Linked DNA regions of Homo sapiens: regions 1 and 3 are each linked to region 2. Evidence: chromatin contacts called from ENCODE Hi-C or POLR2A ChIA-PET data. All regions are on one chromosome and are shown on one strand. Each heading gives the region's core, a stretch centred on a gene start or an enhancer-like site at or near the end of the contact. The rest is flanking DNA. Distances are from core to core; before and after follow the strand shown.

Region 1 (4,513 bases), core at 734-3,233, 420 kb before region 2:
CTGGGAGTTCTGGAATCTCTTTATCAACCCTCAGGCTCTAACATAATTTATGTTGATGATGTAAATGGTGCCCCTTTAATAGTTGGTGTTTCTTAAATAGTGTACAACCTGAACAACCGTCCAAGGCATCCCCTGCTCTTCCAGCACAGGGTCAGGTGTTGAGGCCCCTTTTCTGAAAGGATTACCAAAAACTGTCCAGTCATGAATAGCCTCTTTTGAATACTGGGGATGACTTAACGATCAGCACCGTGCCCTATCCTTCAGGAGCTGAAACCATTGCCCCAAGAGCCTCTCTGGAGTTGACTACCTGAGTGTGTCAAATTGAGCCAGAAGGGGATGGGGGAGAAAGGGCTAGATCTTGTCTTTTTGTCCTAGGAACCTCTTGCATATAGCTGGTGCCAGCGAAGGGTGGAAAAACCCAGAGAGGCCTGGGGGCTCCAGTACATAGTGAGGCTGTTTTGGGGTCTTCTCCTTCTTGTCCCCCTCCTGTCCATAGAGGCTCTCCAAAGAGGTCCAGAATGCCCTGGCCAGAGCGAGCAACACGGCGGAGGAGACCATCAGTGCCATGAAGACTGTCCGGAGCTTCGCCAATGAGGAGGAGGAGGCAGAGGTGTACCTGCGGAAGCTGCAGCAGGTGTACAAGCTGAACAGGAAGGAGGCAGCTGCCTACATGTACTACGTCTGGGGCAGCGGGGTACGTGCCCCTGGCCAGGCAGCTCTGGCTGTGGAGGGATGGGATGCAAAGATGGGGGAAGCCCTCGATCTAGGACATCAGTCCTGCATGTTGGTGTCAAGCTGGTGGAGAATCTGTCTGTCTTTCTTTTTTTTTTTTTTTTTTTTTGAGACAGAGCCTCACTCTGTCACCCAGGCTGGAGTGCAGTGGCACCATCTCAGCTCACTGCAACCTCCGCCTCCTGGGTTCAAGCGATTCTCCTGCCTCAGCCTCCTGCATAGCTGGGACCACAGGCGCCCGCCACCATGCCTGGCTAATTTTTGTATTTTTGGTAGAGACGGGGTTTCACTATCTTGGCCAGGCTGGTCTCGAACTCCTGAGCTCAGGTGATCCACCCGCATCAGCCTCCCAAAGTGCTGGGATTACAGGCGTGAGCCACCGCGCCCTGCTGAGAATCTTTCCCAGAAGCAAGGCTGCCCCTCTCCCAGTCACCTGACGTGGGGTGGCAGGGTGGGAGCTTTCTTTTCCCAGCTGGGGAAACATCCTTGCTGAGGTGGGGAGTCAGCAGGTCCCTAGGCCACTTTCGGGCAGGTCTCATGTCACAGCCACACACACTCCCGACAGTGTCTGGCACACTCCCGGGAGTGCGTCACAGCCTCTCCTTGGAGGATGGGGAGCACTTGGATCATGTCACTGCTACACTGGACACACATGGGAGGTGGGCAGGTCAGGGCATAGCTGCGGAGGAATGAGGAGGGTTTGGAGTGAGAGGGAGGAGGGAGCTGGTGGTCTACAGGGGAGCCAGGGGAAAGAGGATATCTGGGACTTCCTGGTGCTGCCACCTCCCAAAAGTATCAGCCAAGGAGGAGAGGAGGGGCTAAGGTCCAGCTCAGCTAGCTGAGCCTCTTAGCAATCCGTCTGCTGGCAGGGGGTGCCTTTGCAGCTTCCACCAAGGCACGGTGGTCCAGACAGCAGCCTAGTTCTGGCTGGGCATGAGGAGGACAGATGGAGTCCCTGACTAGGGTGTGGGCTGCCATGGGTACTCAGACTCCACTCCCTTCCCAGATGCCCCCCAGGCACAGGAGGAAGGCATGGGCGCTCCCATCACAGCCCCTTCTTCACGGAACCCCACTGGGGGAGGAGACAGAGAGCTCACTGTGTGACCTTAGCCAGGGCACTTGCCCTCTCTGAGTCATGCTCTTCCCCATGAGGAGGACGAATAGTTCCCAGGTGGCCAAGCTGAGGAGCCTGGGGGTGGCATGTGTGTGCCAGGACCTCACAAAGAAAGCCTTGTTCTGTGGCCAAGCCCACAGCCTGCTCCAGCTGGAGGCCTCTGTAGGGAAATGCTCGGGGCAGGGGAAGGCATGAGTGACAAGCCTTGGAAGACACCCCTGCCAACGGCCGGCATTTCAGTTTGTGGCTGGGTCTGCCCTCACCTCCCCCTGCAGCCTGGGATGGGTCAGGGAATGGGGATGGTGGGGGATCTAAGGTCCCCTCGACCCACATCCCCTCTCCCTCTGCCCCAGCTCACACTGCTGGTGGTCCAGGTCAGCATCCTCTACTACGGGGGCCACCTTGTCATCTCAGGCCAGATGACCAGCGGCAACCTCATCGCCTTCATCATCTACGAGTTTGTCCTGGGAGATTGTATGGAGGTGAGAGGCCAGTGTGTCCGGGGATCCAGAGAGAAGGGAGGAGTTTGGGGAAGAGGGATCTTAACAGGGTGGGGGCGGGGCTCCAGGGACTCTGACAATGTGGTATTTCTCTCTAAGGTAAGTAGGGGAGACAGCATGATCATATCAAGAATGATAATACTAGGCAGGGCGTGGTGGCTCACGCCTATAATCCCAGAACTTTGGGAGGCGGAGGCGGGTGGATCACTTGAGGTCAGGAGTTCGAGACCAGCCTGGCCAACATGGTGAAACCCCATCTCTACTGAAAACACAAAAATTAGCCAAGCGTGTTGGTGGGTACCTGTAATCCCAGCTACTTGAGAGGAGAATTGCTTGAACCCTGGAGGCAGAGGTTGCAGTGAGCTGAGATCGCACCACTGTACTCCAGCCTGGGTGACAGAGCGAGACTCCGTCTTGATAAATAAATAGGCAAGCCGAGTATGGTGGCATGTGCCTGTAATCCCAGGTCCTCAGGAGGCTGAGGCTAGAGAATCGCTTGAGCCTGGGAGGTCAAGGCCGCAGTGAGCCGTGATCACGCCACTGCACTCCAGGCTGGACGACAGAGAGAGACCGTGTCTCAAAAAGAAAGAAAGGGCCAGGTGCGGTGGCTCACACCTCAGGAGGCCGAGGCAGGAGAATCGCTTGAACCCGGGAGGCAGAGGTTACAGTGAGCCAAGATCGCGCCACTGCACTCCAGCCTGGGCAACCAAAGCGAAACTCCATCTCAAAAAAAAAAGAAAGAAAGAATGATAATACTACCAACAAGTGACAGCAACACCCTTTAGGGACAGAGGTGATTTCAGAAAATGGTCTTAACAGCTCTGTGAGAAATTGAAGTGATGAAAAGAAAACTGAACCTGAGCGGTGGAGTGACTCGTCCATCACATTTGCTCGGGAACGGGGCTCAGGGCCAGCCGGGCCTGACTTCCTCCCAGCCTACTTCCAGCGTAGTGCCTCGGAAATGCAAGGGTGTTTTAGATTGTCTTGATTTTGGTTTCCGCACAAGCAGATCCTGAGACAGAATTGGCGTGCAACGGATTTGTTTGGGAGGTGATCTCAGGAAACGGGGGTGGGAGTGGAAAGTGAGACGTGGAAGGAAGGAAGTCAGCAGAGTGAGTTGTGGAGCCAGTTACCAGTGTGGGCAACTGAGGTGGGATCCTTCTAGCGGACAGGGTAGGACACCAGCACCAGAGTCATCCCATCTGAGGGCCAGGGAGCTGGGGTGTTTACACCCAAGCTGCCATCAGCCATTGCTCAAGGTCAGCCTGGAGTGAGGGTGTTAATTCTCTTGTCTGCCTCGCTCCCACAAAAAAGCCCGCAGCCCGCAGGCAGTAAGAGATTGGGCCTTTGTGTGCTGCGCTGACAAAGGCTCAAGGATGTTGGTGGGGTGTTCCTAGCATCTGCTACTCAGGCCATTGCATCTGCTGGAGAATCACACCTGCCATATTATTTGACTCAGCAGTAAATCTGCCCCTAGGAATCCATGCTTCAAGAGTACTCACAGCAGTGGGCGAAGATGTATGTCCAGAGATGTTCAGTGCAGTGTTGTTTATTTATTATCATTACTATTTGAGACAGTCTCACATTGTCACCCAGGCTGGGGTGCAGTGGTGCTTTCATGACTCACTGCAGCCTTGACCTCCTGGACTCAAGTGATCTTCCCACCTTAGCCACTTGAGTAGCTGGGGTTACAGTCACATGCCACCACACCCAGCTAATGTTTTTCTTTTTAGGTTTTTTTTTTTTTTTTTTTTGAGATGGAGTCTTGCTCTGTCGCCCAGGCTGGAGTACAGTGGTGCAATCTTGGCTCACCGCAACCCCTGCCTCCCGGGTTCAAGCTATTCTCCTGCCTCATCCTCCCCAGTAGCTGGGACTACAGGCATGCACCACCATGCCCAGCTAATTTTTGTACTTTTAGTACAAAATTTAGTACAAAATTGTATTTTCAGTAGAAATGGGGTTGCACCATGTTGGCCAGGCTGATCTCGAACTTCTGACCTCAAATGATCCGCCTGCCTCCGCCTCCCAAAGTGCTGGGATTACAGGTGTGAGCCACTGTGCCCGGCCAGCTCTGGGGTTTTAGGTGTTTACTACCGGCTGTTGCTGTTGTCTTCACAGTAACAGGACACAGATGCCGATATCACCCCCTTATCACCAATGAGGACAT
Region 2 (4,491 bases), core at 446-2,945:
TTGAACCCGGGAGGCGGAGGTTGCAGTAAGTCGAGATCGTGCCACTTGCACTCCAGCTTGGGCAACAAGAGTGAAACTCCGTCTTGGAAAAAAAATATATATATACAGTTTGCCGTCAATATCCATGTGTTCCACATCCCTAGATTGCACCTACAGGCATAGCACATTTACACTGTTACGCAAGATAAGAAATCAAGAGATGATTTAAAGTATACAGGCAGATGTTCCTAGGCTACATGCAAATACTATGCCATTTAATGACAGGGACTTAAGCATCCTAGGGTTTTGGTATCTGTGGGAGGTCCTGGAACCAATCTCCCATGGATACCAATACCAAGGGACTAATTTAGTTGTACCCACCTGAAGGAGTTTTCTATTTTTCACTTCTGGTTTTTTGAGAGACGAGGGTCTCACTATTTTGCCCTGGCTGGCCTTGATCTCCTGGGCTCAAGCAATCCTTCTGCTTCAGCCTCCAAATGTTTTGAGTTTTAAATGTTCACAGAACAATGCTTGGTTGATGGCAAACATTCAATTTTAGGTGTTAGCTAATTTGTTATTGGGCTGAGAATTGAAGATCATAGTTTTATAAATGTTTAAAGAGTTCTTCCTAAGAGCATAAGCAAGGGAACAGAAACAAAACATGTTTGGAGAATAGAGAAGTTTCAGTGGCTGGTGTTTGGGTGGGAGTGAGGAGATGAAGAAGGAGGGACAGGTTGGAATGAATACCTTTATGGGTCTCAATTTCCCACATCTGTGAAATAGAGAAACCGCCCGTAACTGCCATATTTACTTATTCAACAAATGTTTATTGAATACCTATTTACTATGTGCCAGACACCTTTCTAGGAACTGGGAATATAGCTTGAACAGAACACAAAATGTCTTTGCCATTATGAAGTTTATGTTTTTGCGGGAAAAACGGACAAAAATAAAATTGTTAATACGTATCTTGTTATGCTACCTCCACAAAAAAGCAACTGCACAAATAATTACAAAAAGTGCTAAATGATTTGAAGGAAACAGTGATTAAATGGATAAGGTGAGGCGTCGCTGAAGAAGGATTTGTTTGGGAAGGGAAGGAGGTGACATCTGAGCTGAGACCTGAATAACAAGAAGTACGCAAAACTTAGGCGGAACGCGACGTAGGCAGAGGGAACAGAGTGCAAAGACTCGGAGGCTGGGTAGGAAGCGTTTGATGCTGCTGCCGGGTCAAAGCAAAAGCAGAAGACAGTGAGGGAGAGAGCAGTGGAGTCCAATAAAACCTCGACCTCAAGATTGAATTTTATTCTCAGTACAAGGGGTAGAAGGGGAACTCAGCAAACGAGTGGTCTGATTTTATAATTTTGAGATCACTCTGGCGGCGGAATGCAGAACAGATTCGCGAATACGAGAGAATGAGCAAGATGAAACACTTGTCAGTTAGGCCTCCATACTTAAACGCTCTCCGCTGGACATCGCCGCCAGCAAAAACCGACTCCAACCTCTCTCCTGCCAGCGTCAAGGGGAAAACAACAGGAACTGAGCAGAGGCTGCAGCTACTTCGTCCTGAACCCACCCCCAGTTCCCTACACAGCGCAGCTCCCCGTCCTCACCTGCAATTGAAGAAACTAAAGAGGAACACTCAGATATCTGGCCCCTCTTCCTGACTCACACAACCGCCTCTAGTCTTTAGGTTCCATGCCACAGGCTTAAATTGGCGGGAGAACACTAAACCCAACCCCTTTACGGCGGCCGGAAGAGACCAAGATTACTTTAGACTCGAAATAGGAAGTTGCCCCACCCTGAGTTCCGCCCATTCCGTTCTCCCGACTGCGCATTCCGGGGGTGTATTCTTGGCCCCGCCCTCTTCACGGTCTTTACACTCCCCTATGAAAGAACACCCAATCACCGCCTCGAATTGCGTTGTTATAGAAACTTTTGTTACCGCCCCTTTTTCTCCCAGCAAGCTGTGCGACGCGCCGGGCCTCCTCGCCTTTGTGCCATCCGGGTCTCTCGCGCGAGCGATTTAGTCTGAGGCGAAGCTTCGGAGCGGCCGGTACTGTTGAAAGCGACAAGTGGAGGCGCCGCTCTAGCGGCCGGGACTCTGAACTATGGCGGTAGGTACCGAATCTGAGTTTAAAGCCAGGGATATTTTTCTGCTACGTTCCAACAGTGGGTGAACGGCTCCCAGAACCTTGTTCGTGTGTATGTGTGTAGACAAAATGGCGCCGCGGCCTTCTTCTGCGCCCGCCATCATGGCTGCCTGCTGTAGGGAGGGGGAAGTAAGGCGGTGTTGGTGGGGGTGGGGAGCCGCAGGGAGTGCCTTTTTTTTTCCAGAACTTTCCTCCTCTCTTCCCCAACCCTACGTTCCTTTCGCCTCACTGAACTTCCTCCATTTTCGCTTATTCACCCTGGCTAGTGATTTATTCTAAGTTTTTTTTAGGGCCTGAGAATTTGCGGTGGAGAAAGGGGCTGGGGAAGAGAAAGACGATCAGGAGTGGTCTCTGAAAAGTATTGGGTCAAAAAGGCAGTGTCTGTAAAGGGTAGTGTGGGAGAAGAGAGCGACTTGTAGCTATTTTTTTTTTTGTACGCTCAATGAGATGCTTCTAGTTGCATAATTTCAATTAGTGTTCGTCCGTGTAAACCTTATTATTGTGTATTAACGAGCTAGGAAGGTATTGCTGAAAGGGAGTGAAAATTCAACTTAAAAGGTTGTGGAACTACCAATTCTGACTGATGCGCGGTTTCCGAAGTGGCCCGTGATGTAATCAATTTGAAGTCCGAGAAGCGTTACAGTTAAGTCTTGTCACTGACCTTGTTCCTTTAAATTTAAACCCTTCGTTGGCCGGGCGCGGTGGCTCACGCCTGTAATCCCAGCACTTTGGGAGGCCGAGGCGGGCGGATCACGAGGTCAGGAGATCGAGACCATCCCGGCTAAAACGGTGAAACCCTGTCTCTACTAAAAATACAAAAAAATTAGCCGGGCGTAGTGGCGGACGCCTGTAGTCCCAGCTACTTGGGAGGCTGAGGCAGGAGAATGGCGTGAACCCGGGAGGCGGAGCTTGCAGTGAACCGAGATCCCGCCACTGCACTCCAGCCTGGGTGACAGAGCGAGACTCCGTCTCAAAAAAAAAAAAAAAAAAAAAAAAAAAAAAAAAAAAAACTCTTCGTTGACCCCAGAGGAGCTACAGTTCGTAAATTATCTATTCTGAACAATAAGCCTGCGTGTGTATAAGATACCCAATTCTGACGGATCCACATTATTTTGTGCTTACCTCATTTTTATTCCGTTAAAAGGAAAATGTAAAGATTTTGCATTCCTTTTTACTGACTAAAAAATTACATCATTTTCGATAATAATTATGACTCTTAAACATAGTGATAGTTTTAAAGTTTGCTCTTCCTAACGATTGGAATGCCTGGGATTAGGCAGATGATTTTCTTTTTCCCCCATACCCCTCTATTATTTAGGTGATTGAGTTTAAACCCGTTTCTTTTACTGTCTTCCTTTGTTTAGTGTTTTGGGCCTCAGTATACTTAAAGAGTAATACTATTTTTCTTGGGTTGCAGGTTTTTTTGTATTTTTTCGAGACGGAGTTTTGCTCTTGTCGCCCAGGCTGGAGTGCGATGGCGCGATCTTGGCTCACTGCAACCTCCGCCTCCCGGGTTCAAGCGATTCTCCTGCCTCAGACTCCCGAGTAGCTGGGATTACAGGCGCCCACCACCACACCCGGCTAATTTTTTTATATTTTTGGTAGAGACGGGGTTTCACCACGTCGGCCAGGCTGGTCTCGAACTCCTGACCTCAGATGATCCACCCGCCTCGGCCTCCCAAAGTGCTGGGATTACAGGAGTGAGCCACCGCGCCCGGCCGGGTTCTAGTATTTTAAAAAGTGAATTTAAACATTTATTTATGCCGTGCCTTGTTCAATAAAAAGACAGTCCCCTAGAGAAGTGACCTAGTATTCAATCCAGTGCTTACCTCCTTCGCAGTGGAAAAAGATTTGTCTATGTTTCGAGCCGTTATTAGAGTTTGCAACAAAATGTAAATTATAAGAAACCAAAGTGGCTACCTCGTAGAGCCACTGCTGGAATAGAAGGCTGTTTTGCAGTTAACGTTTATGTGTACACATAGATTAGTACTAAATTAAAGCTTAGAAAATTTCAGAGCAATTTTAATACTCAGTTTTTGGTAGGTTTTTTTCCTGGATACCTGTATTATGCTACTATAAAATATCCTCAGGGAAATAAAAGTTTTCCATGGCCTCAATGACCACCTATCATTCCTATTTGTTTAGTGTTAAGATGGTTTTTGTTGTTGCTCTGTAGTATATTTTACAGATGAAAATGGTTGATGATGTAAGTTTAAGTTAGCCTATGTCACAGGGAGGTTTCTCTGTTGTCCAGCTTTGTGATGTTAAGCATGAAGTTAAAGTTAGATAAACCATTGCCTGAAAACTGCCTAGGCTAAGCACTAGATTTTCCATGAGAAGGTTGTTTTCGATTCTAGTC
Region 3 (4,284 bases), core at 1,458-3,957, 440 kb after region 2:
CAAAAAAAAAAAAAAAATTCACTACAGATTATAAAGTTGGCTTCCAGGTCCCTGAGTGTCCCTTTCAATCCATCAGATGATTCTTAATCTCCTAGGATGTGCCGAAGCTGTTAGGCTTAGCGCGGAAGTCAAAGGTGAAGACAGCAGGGATTCTGGTAAGCCGGGATCACATAATGACACAGGCCGAATGACATCAGGGTGCCTTCCAGGGGGATGCGATGTTCATGCACTCTGGGAAGCACAGGGTTTCGCCAGCAGGGAGGGCAGCCACAGAGAGACATGGAGTGGACCGAGGCATCCACCTTCCCCATCTGGGTTTCCCGCTCTGGAGAGGAACTGGCATTTGCACTCTCCTCTAACAGAAGCCGGGCTTTTGTGGGCAGATAAGGTAGGTCACTTTTCTCCTCAAGACACTTTTCCGTGGACAAGTTGTGTAACCTCTCGGTAACACAGCTAATTAACGTCTGAGCTTTGGTTTTTTATTTTTTATTTACTTATTTATTTTTTAAAATGAGGATTCCACCACCACCTACCTGACAGGGTTGTTGTGTGAGTTGCTTAAGATCACGTTAAGAGGCCGGGCACAGTGGCTCACGCCTGTAACCTCAGCACTTTGGGAGGCCGAGACTGGCCGATCACTTGAGGTCAGGAGTTTGAGACCAGCCTGGCCAACATGGCAAAATCCTGTCTCTACTAAAGATACAAAAACTTAGCTGGGCATGGTGATGCATACCTGTAATCCCAGCTACTTGGAAAGCTGAGGCAGGAGAATCGCTTGAACCTGGGAGGCAGAGGTTGCAGTGAGCCAAGATCACGCCACTGCACTCCAGCCTGGGTGACAAGAGCGAAACTCCGTCTCAAACAAACAAAAAAAAAGGTCATGGAAGGAGAATGTGGAACATAATAAATGTTCAGTCTGTGTGAATTCTCTTTTCTTCTTCCACCCGGAAAATAACCTCCCTCCATCCTCTCCTCTAACCTCGTCACCTGGACTCTTTCCCCAGGTCTTCCTCCCCTTCCTCTCCTTCCTCCCCTTCCAGCATGTGGGCAATGAACCAACCAGCGTCTACAAGCAATGGAAGTTTGGTCCCACACCGCTAAAGCGGGGAGCACTGGGGCTTCCTGTTGGGTAATGTAATTGGTAATCTTTGAGAGTTAACAGCGAAAGGGGAGATACACATTGAAGCCTGATGTCAGGAAAACCATCCGCACTGCTCCTGGTCATGTCAACACACACACACACACACACACACACACACACACACACACACACACACAATCTGGCTGAGATATCCTTCCCGGTAGTGTCACAAGAGGTCACAGTTATCACAGCCCTTACTAACTGTTCTATAACTATCTGTCCCCACGCCTAGCCTGTGAGCCCCTTGAGGAGAGAGACTGTGTTTTTTCATCTCTGCAGCCCCGGCTCCCACCTCAGTGCACACCCTGCAACGGCGCACCATCTAATGGTTAAAGACTGAAGAACGCAGGAGAAGAAACACTGCTTATCTTCCGTATGACTGCAAAAGAGAAAAACCAATTTAGTATTTGCATGAAAGGTTTCCATTTACAACTGGTTAACTGTGCTTAGCATTAGACAGTACCTCTACTGAAAATTCAAAGTTTGGAGGACACAGTGCTCTAACCTTTAGCCCTTGCTACTCCTTAAGTCTGGCACAGATTCCCGCTTTGATCAAGAATGAAGGGTTAGCCGGGCCCGGTGGCTCACGCCTGTAATCCCAGCATTTTGGGAGGCTGAGGCAGGCAGATCACCTGAGGTTGGGAGTTCGAGACCAGCCTGACCAACATGGAGAAACCCCATCTCTACTAAAAATACAAAATTAGTCGGGCATGGTGGTGCATGCCTGTAATCCTTGCTACTTGGGAGGCTGAGGCAGGAGAATCACTTGAACTCAGGAGGCAGAGGTTGCAGTGAGCCGAGATCGCACCATTGCACTCCAGACTGGGCAACATGAGCGAAACTCCGTCTCAAAAAAAAAAAAGAATGAAGGGTTACTATACAAAGCATTCGTGGAGGGGGCCACTTTTTAGAAACTTACATCCCAAGGCTATCTTACAAGCCCTAATTTAAGTCTCTCCAAACACCCACTTCTTAAACAGAAACCTATTTTCCAGAAACTGCTTATCTCTAAATACAGAAAAAGACTATCTCTTCCCCCCACCACCGGAAATATTCATACCAACGCTCCCTGAAATAAGGAGTTTCTAAAAAGGCAAAGAAATGGAACCAAAACCAACCACAAAAAGGTACACACTAGAAGTGTTCAGAATCTGTAGGTGGGGGCTGGGCACAATAGCTCACTCCTAGAATCTCATCATTTTGGAAGGCTGAGGTGGAAGGACTGCTTAAGGCCAGGAGTTCAAGACCATCCTGAGAAGCATAGCAACACCCCATATCTACAAAAAATAAAAAATTAGCCAGGCATAGTAGTGCGTGCCCGCAGTCCCAGCTACTCAAGAGGCTGAGACAAGAGGACTGCTTGAGCCTGGGAGGTCAAGGCTGCAGTGAGCTGTGATCACATCACTATCCTCCAGACTGGGAAACAGAGCGAGATCCTATCTCAAAAAAAGGAAATTCTGTGTGAAGGATATACATGTGTGACATTCCTTACAGTGTCAAGAGGGCAAGAACCATGAACTATGTTCTACAGTACATAGCTCCATTGTAGAGCCTCAGAAAGCACCCGGCCAAATCAAGAATGCTTCTATTTAGTATTTGTCAAGCAGGCATTTGAAAGCTCAGCTAAGACCCTGGTTAGATACACTATTTCCTTCAGTTCATAGATAAGACACGGGCTCCTCATAAATGTCAGATGAATGCAGATGCAGAACTAAAATTCTGCCATAACCCACTTGCTATGCGGAGCCCGTTAAACCCTCCTCTTGTGTGTTACTTGCCAGGCACTAGCCCCATTCCCAGCTCCATTCCCAGAGGTTATCTCTGCTGATCCTCACTTCCACCTTGCAGGGAAATTTTATCTTTCCCATTGAATAGCATTCTTAGACTTCAGATAAGTCTAAGGAAAAATAAGGATTTTTTCCATCATTAACACCTGGTTTGCCTCGGGGAAAGGCAACCCCTTCTCTCCAAAATGTCCCAATAATTGAGCACATGTTTCTGGACCAAATCAAGACCCTTCGCCACAGGGCTTCTCAGCAAAACTGAGTGAGAAGGACAAGGAATCCCATCTGCACGGTTCCCTACCCAGCAGGCCCTGGGCACACTCATATCCAAGTCCTCAAACACCCTGTTCCACACCCAAAGTCAGCCCCGGGCAAAGACCCTTCAGGAGGTGAAGCCCTGCCAGTTCAGGAATGGATCACAGTCAGAATCCCTAGGCCACTTCTCAGGACTCGGTAAAAAATAACCACAACTTCCCCTGCACTTAGTTCCTCCCCAGAGAGCTGTTGAACCTCATCTGGAAACAGCTGGGAGGCAGCAGCTAACAGGAAATCAAACAACAACAACAAAAAGCAGAGTGTACCACGGAGAGTTAGACAGCTAGAACGAAGAGGCCAGAGGACAGACAGGAAGTTGAAGTTAGAAAGAACCTAGGCCAGAAACAGTCACACAGAAGAGGAGACCCAGCTGGCCTTTCTCAGCTCGGGCAGGAGGGGAGGACCCAGACAGCCGGCAGGGAAGGCATGAACCCCACCAGGATGGAAGCCAGACAGGCTCTGAGGTTAAGTCTTCTTTCTGCCCTGCCCCCAATCCCTTTTTTTCTTTCTTTCTTTTTCTTTTTTAGAGATGGGGATCTTGCTACATTGCCCAGGCTGATCTTGAACTCCTGGGCTCAAGCAATCCCCCACCTCGGCCTCCCAAAGTGCTGGGACTACAGGCATGAGCCACCACGCCCCGCGTTGCCTCCGATCTCAACCTTCCTTCCCTGAAAGCCAGGTAGCAGTTCTCACTAGGAGAGCTGGGGTCAGAAACTCACCTTCCTCTAGTTTCTTTCTGTGCCACAGACTACAGCCCAGACAACTGGTTTTGAGTCATTTGTCTGTCATCCATACCAAAGTTCTACACTGCCAACTAAACTCAGCACTGGACAAACCAGCCTCACACAGACAGACAAAGGGCATCTTCATGAGAAATGACTGGACAGATCCCATCCGAGGGCCTGTGGTGGTAGACCTTAGGTGGCCGACCTTAGGCAGCAGGAGACCTTAGGCACAGGGAAAAGCAGCGAAAGTGAGAGAGCCAAGAGAGCAAGATAAGCTTCTTGCACCAAACTGATGGTGCATTTTGCAATCAAGAAAGTT

The links. Hi-C counts contacts between places; a loop is a spot of excess contacts on that map. ChIA-PET counts read pairs that join two places held with the same protein, here RNA polymerase II (POLR2A). Pooled maps may share reads with other maps.
Region 1: POLR2A ChIA-PET joins it to region 2 with 19 read pairs in PC-9. The contact joins the enhancer-like site here to the promoter of KNTC1 in region 2. A Hi-C loop is called at or near these places in 1 of 50 pooled maps. POLR2A ChIA-PET finds 5 or more read pairs at or near these places in 4 of 52 experiments (BJ, HEK293T, PC-9 and 1 more).
Region 3: a pooled map shows a loop between it and region 2 (6-fold over the local background). The contact joins the enhancer-like site here to the promoter of KNTC1 in region 2. A Hi-C loop is called at or near these places in 10 of 50 pooled maps. POLR2A ChIA-PET finds 5 or more read pairs at or near these places in 4 of 52 experiments (CD4-positive, alpha-beta T cell, Caco-2, GM12878 and 1 more).

The regions. Positions count from the first base shown.
Region 1 is chr12:122,942,206-122,946,718 of GRCh38, reverse strand. ABCB9 (ATP binding cassette subfamily B member 9) reads left to right here. Exons shown (of 12, transcript NM_019625.4): 6 at 497-694; 7 at 2,200-2,328. Among named protein-coding and RNA genes, the nearest start is that of ABCB9, 22 kb to the left of the region's middle. RefSeq lists enhancers at 1-108, 739-1,548. Within about 2 kb of position 1,983, at least 13 of the 41 ENCODE cell types and tissues checked have a DNase peak (open chromatin) inside an H3K27ac peak, as active enhancers do.
Region 2 is chr12:122,524,453-122,528,943 of GRCh38, reverse strand. It overlaps KNTC1 (kinetochore associated 1), which reads right to left and starts at 1,695. Exons shown (of 64, transcript NM_014708.6): 1 at 1,593-1,695. It overlaps RSRC2 (arginine and serine rich coiled-coil 2), which reads left to right and starts at 2,008. Exons shown (of 10, transcript NM_023012.6): 1 at 2,008-2,096. The coding sequence starts at 2,091. RefSeq lists an enhancer at 1,869-2,328.
Region 3 is chr12:122,081,139-122,085,422 of GRCh38, reverse strand. The region is part of intron 1 of MLXIP (MLX interacting protein); the gene reads right to left. Among named protein-coding and RNA genes, the nearest start is that of MLXIP, 4.5 kb to the right of the region's middle. RefSeq lists enhancers at 2,391-2,440, 4,048-4,097, 4,168-4,217. Within about 2 kb of position 2,707, at least 4 of the 41 ENCODE cell types and tissues checked have a DNase peak (open chromatin) inside an H3K27ac peak, as active enhancers do.